Linked DNA regions of Homo sapiens: region 2 is linked to region 1. A link is a loop called in an ENCODE intact Hi-C map of the cell type or tissue named here. Cell type or tissue: PC-9. All regions are shown on one strand.

Region 1 (5,000 bases):
AAAATTAGCTGGGCATAGTGGTGCATGCCTGTAGCCCCAGCTACTCAGGTGGCTGAGGCAGGAGGATCACTTGAGCCCAGGAGATGGAAGCCACAGTGAGCTATGATAATGTCACTGCATGCCGGGCTGAGCAACAGAGCAAGACTGTCTCAAAAAAAAAAAAAAAAGGAAAAAAGAAGGAATAAAATGAATGATGCTGAGAAGTTGATTTTGGGAAAAGGAGATGCTAATCATTAAGACAGTACAGTACACTGTGATGTTTAAGAGGCTTGGGTTCAAATTCTGGCTCTAACAATTATTTGCAATTTCTCTGTGCCTCAGTTTCCTCATAGGGCTGCCATAAGGGTTTGCTGTGATTCTGCCCTGCTGTAGGTGTTCTCAATGCTTGGGCTTGTCTACTATGAGTCTGAAGAAGAAACTATCACCAAGAATCCGTCCCTCCCTTCCTTCCATAAGCCAGCTTGGACAGGTGCACACCATTCCATGAGGTTGGCACAATTCAGAGGGAGATGCAGCTGATTAAGGGACTGCAGAAATGCAGACCTTCCTTCATTGACATCAAATGGGTCCTGCTGAGGCCCAAGCCTGGAAGAGTGAGGAGGGGCAGAGCTGAACAGGCATTGTTGACCCTAGGACCAAGTCCCAGCTCCTTCAAAGGCACAGAAAAATCAGGAGAGGCTGCTTCTCTAGGGTCATCTTCCTCACTTTCCAAAACCACCTACCTGTGCCAGGAGGGAGAGGCAACTCAGAAACATGCCAAGAAGAGGGATGCTCAAAGCCATGTCTTTGTTCCTCATTACACGATACAAATTTTCCAAGAGTCACTGATGCCTCACAAGGAAACTTTGAAAAAACATTCTATTACAAGACCATCTGCTGAAATACTGTAGGCTCTCTGCAGCCCCCATTTCCTTTTATTACCAGGGAAAGCCTCATGAAAATTAGTCTCATTCTGAAGGCTTGTGTCTGCTCATGCTGCTTTCTTCCAAATCTCCACCTGCAGGCTGCAGTGCTGACACTGCTCCCCCGCCCCATCTGCACTGTGGACATGGTGCCCATGGCTGGGAGAATGAGGGAACGGAGGCTTCAGGTGTGAGGGATCACAGGACAGATGGCCTCTCAGGCAACCAGAGCCTGCTCTCCTCCGTGTTGCCCAAGTAAGAAAAGAACAAGACAGCAGGGAAGGAGACGGTGGAAATGCTCAGGGATGGTTAACTCTGTGTATGTCTGACACATTTTATCCAATAAGTACCACATTCTCTGCAGCCTTCCTTCCTCTTAGCAACACCTAGATATTGGTCAGGGCAAAAGCATAATCTTGGTCATGACAAAACAAGAATCAGTGACACCTCATGAAACAACCAGGCATGAATCTATAAAAGCAACAGTGACCATTTATTACCAGTCAGTAAATAATTCCTTAAGTGTTCCATTAACTTATACAATAACCTAGTGAAATAGATATTATTAAACACTATGTATATATGTATGTATGAATGAATGAGACAGGGTCTTGCTCTGCCACCCAGGCTAAAGTACAATAGCATGACCTGGGCTCACCCCAGCCTCGACCTCCTGGGCACAAGCCATCCTCCCACTTCAGCCTCCCGAGTAGCTTGGACTACAAACACACCATGCTTGGCTAATTTTTTAAATTTTGGTGAGATGGGGTCTCACTATGTTGCCTAGGCTGGTGTTGAACTCCTGGGCTCAAGCAATCCTCCTGCCTTGTCATCTTAAAGTGCTAGAATTACAGGGTGAGCCACCACACCCAGGCTAAACCCACTTTAAAGGCAAGAAAAATGAGGCACAGAGTAATGAAGTCACCCAGAGCCACATAATCAATACATGGCAGAGGTAAAGTTTTAAAGTAATGGGCTTCATCTCCTGGTGTAATAAGATCTTACCTGGTATAATTTTCCAAGCAAGGCTATCTTAAGACATCATGATATCATCTCTGCAATGTCTAATAAAGTTCTAGGGCACAAGGATGATAAGGTCGGAAATGAAATGTAGAGCCACTCTGGCGCACAATTCCCTTTAGTGGAGGGCTGGGAGGAACCCCAGATTTGCACAGAGTAACAATTAACCACAAGGGAGCTTGGACCGGTGAAAGCCCAAAGCGATGTCCATTTCTCCTCAGGAAGAGCAGGCCAGTCCCCCGCACTTGCTCCTGGCGTCCAACAGTCCTTACCTGTCGACATCCTCAGCGCACTGTCTTCCTGGGCATGTGCCATGAATTTTGTTCCTCCAGAGCAGAGCCAGCCTGGCTCAGGCAGAACAGCTGAGCCCTGGTCTACACAGGCATACCTAGCTCAGCCAGCACCTCCGTATCCCTGCAGACGCCCTCTCTCCTCTCAGCATCTCCGCACAATCTCTGCTACAGCGCTTTGCCTCTCCCGGTCAGTGTCCCCACTGCTGTTTCACTCTTGTGTGCACTGTCTTCAGTACCAAAATTGTACTGAATGCTTGTGGAACCAGGACAGTTCTAAAAGCCTGGGATCCTGCGATGAATGAGACACACAGGAAGGGATGGACAGATGAACATAAATTAATGAGTGAATGTGGTGTCAGATGGTGATGAAGGGCTGTGAAGAACAGAGTGGCGGTCCAGAGAGGCAGGGGTGAGGACTCATTCATAGGGAATGACCAGAGAAGGTCCCTCTCAGGAGGTGACATTTGAGCTGAGAGCTGCATGACAGGATAGAAGGCCACGAAGATCTTAGGGAAGTTCATTCCCTGCTGAAAAAACCAATGCAAAGGCCTCTGAGTGGGAACAAACATGACATATTCGAGAGACATAACAAACACCATAACAAATACCTGGGAATGGAGTAGGGGAGTGGTGAGACGCAGCATGAAAAACAGGCTGGGGCCTAACGGCGCAGGGCCTTGCAGCCCTGGTGAGGTGGTGCACTGCCTTCTATGAGCACAGGGGCCACTGGAGAGCTCTGAGCAAGATAGCGATATGATCTATTTATTTATTTTTTAAATGCAGCTCATAAAAGCTGAACTGGAAGGCTGCTGCCCAAGAGGACAGACTGATTATCTCCCTTCCCACACCGTGCACTCACATGTACAGGCACACAAAATATTAACTGTGGTTGTGACAGCTGTAGCTACGGAAAGGTGGCAAGGAGAAACCTTTACAGAAGAAATAATATGCGATTTTCTAGCTGAACACCTTTTAAAAAGTAATGCTGGAGAACAGAATCCCTGCCTGTGAGGGAGGCAAGGGCTGTCTTTAGGTACAGGGTAACAGCATGCTGCTTGAAATAAGCAAGAGTCGGGTAAAGCAGAGCTTACTCATGCTTCTAAATCTGCAGGCTGAAAAGAGAGAGATGGGGAGGGAGAAAAGGAGCCAGTGATTCAGCTCTGCTGCCTGCTGCTTCTCACTGCAGCTCCAAACAGTAAGAGTTCAGAGAAGTTGCTCAAACATGACCAGCAACAGACCTATAGTTCCTTGCAGAGAACAGGAGTGATGAACTGCCCAGTCTCCAGGTGGGAAATTCATGAACTGAGCAGAGCCGGCCAGGTGTGTGTGGTCTTCCATGCCCAGAGAATCCCCACTCCTCCCAGCCCCACTCTGATGGCACTTCAGACCTCAGGGATTGTAAGCCCATGAGTCAGAAAGGTTCTCTGGAGAGCCGTGAGGTTAAGGGAGTCAGAGAAGTGGCCCCTACCTGACCAGAGAACAAGCTGCCTGGCCACTGTCACACCCTCAGCCCGTAACGACGTCAGGCAGGCAGGCAGGTGCCCCACACCTACTGGAGGGATCGGGGCTGTGTGGGGAGCACTGTCCTGCCTCTGCTGTTGGCACCTACACCTGGGCTAAGAGGACAACACTGGAGAATAGGGAACTGTTGGCCTGCAGCTAGGGTGGGGCTCACTGGGCCATCTCCATCAGTTAAGCTCTCAGGGGCCCCTCAGGGGCCCCAGAGGCTGGTCAGAAATCTGTTCCAACTGTTTGTGGATCCATCTAGGATCTCCCACCCGGGCTACTTCTCTGGAGAATGGATATTAGAAACTGGAAAAACACTTTTCCTTGACCTAGTCTCAACCAGCTACAAATACTGCCCATGGCACAGCGGAGCTCTTATTCCTCCAGACACACCAGGGCTTCCAGGGCCTGTGCTTCTGGCTCCTACTGTTCTTTGCCAGAAATGTCTCTTTTTCTATACCCTGCCTGCCCAAGTGCTCTGCTGTTGCCGACTGTCAAGGACCCAGCCAACGCTTCCTTCAGCACCCTATTAAATCCCGTGTTGGAGTCTTGGGGAGGTTCTGTCCAATTTCCAAGTAGGAAGCTGTCCTATATCTAAGTGGAGATCAGATATGTATGCTCCTTCTGTCGTGAAGTAGCCAGGGATAGGCACCCCACTTGGACTCGGATAGTCATCATCACACAAAACTGAACCCTGAATAAATGACACAGAAAGGAGGGACTGATAGAGATTGGCTTGACGGAGACCACAGCAACAGCAGTAGTAGCAAGAGTACAATGATGCAACTGGTAGGGCTTCATGACCTAGGAGCTCCCCTGCTTCTGGCCCATTCCCCAGGCCTGGCCCTCCAGCTCCACACCCACAGGCGACCCCCAACAACTTTCCAATTAATTCCCTCTGCTTATGATAGCCAGAGCTGGTTTCTATGGCTATAATCAAAATCCCTGAATGACTTATTTTGTCTTCTCTCTCCATCCAAACAGAACTGTATCATCTATCTGTACTCCCATAGCACTTAAATATATCCTATAATTATTCTAATTATTCTTATATTAATTGGTCTATAGCTATTGATCCCCCTGCAGATACAGGGGCTTCATGAAAGCAGCAGCCCTGAGTCACTTCTGTGTCCCCACACCTGGCATGAAACTTGGTAGGCACATGATGCATAAATATATGTTGAACTGAATTTACACTTTCAAGATACATTGATTATTTCACACATATGATGAATAATTAAGTAACGTTATTGGTAATTCTTTTTTTTTTTTTTTTTTT
Region 2 (5,000 bases), 77 kb before region 1:
TTCTTTCTCATGAGGCCAGACCCACTGCTCACAATTCTGTGCCCTGAGGGCTGCCAGGTGAATTGTCCCAATTCACTCTTGGGAGGGAGCAGCTTTCCCAGGAAGTGGATGGAGTTGGTGGTAGCCCCTTGGCTAATTTATGAAGGTCTCTCAGGTCCATAGAGACCAACTTCACACAGAGAACCCATAAGACCCAATTCCTTCCCACAAGAATCACTTTCTGACCTTCCAGGGAACTGTACTATTGACTGAGCAGAGCCACACTGGTACTGGGCACACTGTGAGCACCTCCCTGCTCCTGTGACGTTCCAGCTGAGTCCTCAATGGACAGCATAGGAGCACCACAGACAGGGGACAGAATGCTGGCACTTAGGACTGTATGATCTGAGCAAGCCAGCAGCTCTCTGAGCCTCAGTTCCTCTGGGCATGAAGTGTGGGCCACCCCGAGCATGACTGCGCACAGGGTGCACTGCATGTACCAGGCACAGGAAGCACTGAGAGGGGACACCTTCCCCTAAAAACCCCTCCACAGTCAGAGGGGAGAGAAGCCAGCAGAACCCCTGCCTCAACTCCTTCTGGGGCCTGACGGCCAGCTCCTCAGCTAGCCACACAAGGAAAGGAGCCCCTGCTCAGCAGACACTGGGCCCCGAAAATAACTCTGCAAGTCTACCCTAGCACCACTCCAATTTGCCAAGGAGCTAGATAAGAACTGAGTGCTAATTTGGCCAATTACAGATGACCAATGGCTACCTCAGATCCAGGTGAGAGAGCTGAGGAACAGATGGTTGTGTGTATTATTAGGGAAACTTGAAATTAGGCAGGTGGTGGCAGGTTTCAAGCCACATGTGGGAATTTTTACAATTGTGGGCCAAGTTTACAAAGAATAATAAACAAATTCTTACTTTATTGTGCTCTCCATCTTTGAGGCTGCCTCATGGAATTGCTCTGAAGACAGTTTATACATCTCAGCATTCTACAAGGAGAAAAACAGAATTGGTTACCAAAGACTGAAATTTCCCTCTGCTCTCTAATGGGATGCAACCACATTAGAAATTGACAGATGCTAATTTCTTGACGGGCATCAAAGCCGACTGGTAATTAATCCACACCTTGGGTTCCAGCTCCACCACGCATGGCTGCTGCTACAGAATCCTAGAATAGCAATGGCTGCAAGTGCGTTATGAGATCCTCTAGCTCAGGGGTTGGCAGACCACGATCCACGGGCAAAATCCAGCCTGCCACCTGTTTTTGTGAATAAGGGTTTTACTGGCACACAGCCACGCTCATTAGTTCACATATTGTCTGTGGCTGCTTCTGTGCTACAATGGCAGAGTTGAGGAGCTATGATAGAGACTACATGACCTACAAAGCTTAAAATACTTACTATCTTTAAAGAAAAAAATTTCTCAGTCTTGATCTGGTCCAACCCCTATTTTATAGGTGGACTTTCCTTCCCGGAGAGGTGAAATGACTTCTCCAAAGTCACAGAGCAACGGGGCAGTGTAAGGACTACAACTCAGTTGTCTAGATTCCCAGTCTGGGAAACACTCTGCTGCCTACCCTGACCACCCTACTCATCGGAACAGCAACCATCTGTCCAGATTGTTAAGGGGAGCATCCACAGGCACACACTTAATTTGTCCTGAGATCACCCGGTACATGTGCACCTACAGACCCAGGTTTGTGGAGGGAAGGCCCAGGCCTGGGAGCAAAACACAGCTGGGTCTAAGCCCTGATGCCACCACCGTGTGGCTCTGGGTAGGTTATGGAACTTTGCTGTGCCTCAGAGGCAAGCTGCTCCAGGCCACAAAGGCCCAGGTCCACATCCTCCTTTCTTTGTGAAGCTCCAGCACCTTCGCATGTTCTGAGGGGAGACTGACATTAACGCATCTGCTAGCAGCCTCCTGCCGTGCTCCAGGTGGGAGTGTGGTGAAGCCCACATGTGGACATGTAGGCAGCAGGGAGAAGGCCAGCCTTGGGCTGACTCATGAGGAAGCAGTTTCAGAAATGAAACAACCTGAGGTGGGGCAGGGCCCGTGGTCAGACCTCCCCAGTGCGGGTGAGGAAGGTACAGCAGATGTCACCTGGAGTTGGCTTAAGGTCAGTCCCTTTGCAGACACAACCACATCTACTCCTCAAAGCCTCACATGGGCACTTTGGGAGGCTGAGGTGTGTGGATCACCTGAGGTCAGGAGTTCAAGATCAGCCTGGCCCAAATGGCAAAACCCCATCTCTACTAAAAATACAAAAAAAAAATTAGCTGGGTGTGGTGGCGGGTGCCTGTAATCCCAGCTACTTGGGAGGCTGAGGCATGAGAATCGCTTGAACCCAGGAGGTGGAGGTTACAGTAAGCCGAGATTGTGCCACTGTACTTCAGCCTGGGCGACAAAAGTGAAACTCCGTCTCCCAAAAAAAAAAAAAAAAAAAAAAAAAAAAAAAAAAAAAGGCTCATACGGGCAGCATGATTATCCCCGTTCTACAGATGAGCAAATGGGAGCTTCAGGTCTCAGGTACCTACTGCAGGCACAGATCAGTCAGTCCCTGAAACACGCTTGTGTGGCAGTGAAGGAACTTTAGAGCTGCGTTGCCTTGCACATTTGTAGGACTTCAACTTGGCTCTCTCCGCCCACCAGGCACACAGCTAGCCTGGCTGAAGCTGGGCAGACACGAAGTGAGAGGTGCACAGAGCCACCCAGGGAAAGCACTTCCTGTGCACCACGGACCCCCCTCGGCCTTCTGCAGGGAAGGTAACTGAGGCAGGGATGGACCCCCCACCTCTAAGGCCATAGGGCATGGAAGGCAGGTCCAGATGGAAACCAGGCCCCCCTCTAGTCTTACCCCAAGGACTCCCCTGCTGCATCGTGGCCTCAGAGAAGTGCTGACTGGGAGGTAAATGTGGAAGGTGAGCCCCTGGGGAAGAGCACCTGGCTCATGTGATGAGGAAGAACCACCAGGTGCTGGCATTCTGCCCTGGGCTGGGCCGGGGGAGTCAGGGAGGCCTGGGGGCCACCTCTGGGCCTTTCACCCTCCACTGCCTGGTGAGCTTAGGCAAGTCACCTCGCTGCTCCTCACTTCTGAGCCAAGGAGATAATGGATGCCTCCCTCTACAGCTACTGGGAATGACAGCTGGGAAATGCCAACCCTCCCGGCATACGACAGGCACGAAATAAATACAGGTTCTCCTCCCACCACAGCCAGCTGCTGCCAAAATGCCCAGCAAGGGGGCTCCAGTGTTCTCTCTAGAGCCCTCACATTCAAACGAGAGATTACGTCTTTGCCTCGACCAGTCCAGTATCCACCAGCACTGCCTGTCCTGGGCGAGGCGGTAGGGACAGAGACATAACAACTTTGGGCCTCCCTCCCACTCCATGCAGACGCCCTTCCGCCACAGCCTGGGTGGGAACTGCTTAGCTGTCTGAAGTTCCCCTTCATGAGACCTCATCAGGAGATGGCATGGACCACAGACCCACATTTTGATTTGCGCTTTGGCATATGCTGGCGGTGTTCTTTGGGTAAGTCACTTCTCTCAACAGCAACACAGGGTATCACCCAGCCTGCAGTTGGTGGAGAGACATCTTGGCACACAGCACCCACCTCAGCCCACCACAGCCACTGAATTTTCCAGAGCTAAAATGCACCTCATCCTAAGCCCCGCCCCCCACAATTCATCCTGGCCTACTTCCTTTCCCACAAAACAACCTCATGGCTCAGACCTTCTCTTTGAGCCAAACCCCTCTTCCTGTGGTTGTGCCCACAGGGCTCCTGAGTGTCAGGTCACCATCCTGCAGGCCCAGGCACCTGTTGCCAACCTTCTCAGAGAGCGAATCCTTGGCCCAGATGGGCCCGGCCTGCTGTGGGCTTCAGTAGACACTCAGAGCCTGTGCTCAAGATGCCATACTGCCAGAAACAGCCTGGCCCCGGTGAATTTGGATAGTGCTTGGGTTTGATTGCAAGCTCAGTTTGAACATGTGGTCAACTCGATTTGTCACAGGAAGTACCCACAGGCCAAGAAGTGGCGGTGATTACCCTGCTGCAGCTTCCTCTATTGTTTCTCAGAATGACTCAGAGAAATTCCCCGTCCTGTCCTGTCCTGACCCGCCTACCCCACTCATCTAATCTGCCTAAGCAGACCTACAGGGACGGATGTCCTCACAACCGCAGCTCCCTTGGCACTCGAAGGTCTCCGGCCCACAACTTGGGAATACCAAGCTGGCTTCCTGTGTTCACAAAGCTGCTCATCCACCAGGCCTTTCCAAGGCTGCTGGAGTGGACCCAGACTCCATCTCCTGGGAAGGGCAGGGCACTCTGTGGACTCCTCAACCAATCACCAGGTCAGGGCTTCTAGAAGGACTAGACACTACCAACGTGCACACTGAGAACCCGCCAAGTGCCAGAAGGTTCTGAGACAAGTGTGGCTTGCTCCCTGGCCTCGTGGAGCTCTGAGATGGTGGCATCATAATTACAATGGGGTACTCAGCCAGTCCTCCCAGGTGCTGTGGGGCACCTGAAAGGACAGCCTGGCAGAAACCATGGGTCAGACTGACTTCCTGGGAGCCAATACCTGAACTGAGGCTGAGTTTTTTTTATTTACACTAAACAATGTTTTTGAAAAATACTTACATATGGTTTTAAAAAACAAAAATGGAAAGCATGGAGGGTGTGTGGTGAATACTGAGCCTCTTGGCCAGCCTGGACTCAGCCCTATCCCTACTCCTCTGTGCACCCCGTCCTTGTCAGGGCGAGGTGCTGTGCATGCATGGGCACATGTGTGAGTGAGCACACACATGTGCCCCACTTGTTCCTGACACTCACTTGACTGCAGCAGACACGATCTGCCACACCTCATCTTTCCATTGATCCTCAGAGACCTCACCCACTCCAGCTGACCAGCACTTAGTAGTAGGAATGAATACCCTGTAGTGTCATCCCTTGAGTATCACTCAAGCAGCTCCCCATCCTTGTACAGAGGTTGTTTCTAGTCTTCTACTATTATAAACAAA

Evidence for each region. A loop is a pair of places that touch in the nucleus more often than their neighbours do. Peaks named below come from ENCODE experiments on the same cell type or tissue, not always from the same donor. Only the 100,000 strongest peaks of a DNase experiment are listed, where the experiment ranks them.
Region 2: it touches region 1 in a loop (15-fold over the local background); 3 of 110 quality-filtered maps call a loop at or near these places.

What each region holds. Positions count from the first base shown.
Region 1 is chr3:126,834,060-126,839,059 of GRCh38, reverse strand. The region is part of intron 4 of CHCHD6 (coiled-coil-helix-coiled-coil-helix domain containing 6); the gene reads right to left. Among named protein-coding and RNA genes, the nearest start is that of CHCHD6, 130 kb to the right of the region's middle. In PC-9, a CTCF peak has its summit at 2,892; a DNase peak (open chromatin) is centred at 3,639; H3K27ac peaks cover 1,718 bases.
Region 2 is chr3:126,910,653-126,915,652 of GRCh38, reverse strand. CHCHD6 (coiled-coil-helix-coiled-coil-helix domain containing 6) reads right to left here. Exons shown (of 8, transcript NM_032343.3): 6 at 903-973. Among named protein-coding and RNA genes, the nearest start is that of PLXNA1, 70 kb to the left of the region's middle. RefSeq lists enhancers at 3,699-3,778, 3,919-4,398, 3,331-4,530. In PC-9, no CTCF peak of the experiment used is centred here; DNase peaks (open chromatin) are centred at 2,012 and 4,042; H3K27ac peaks cover 4,328 bases.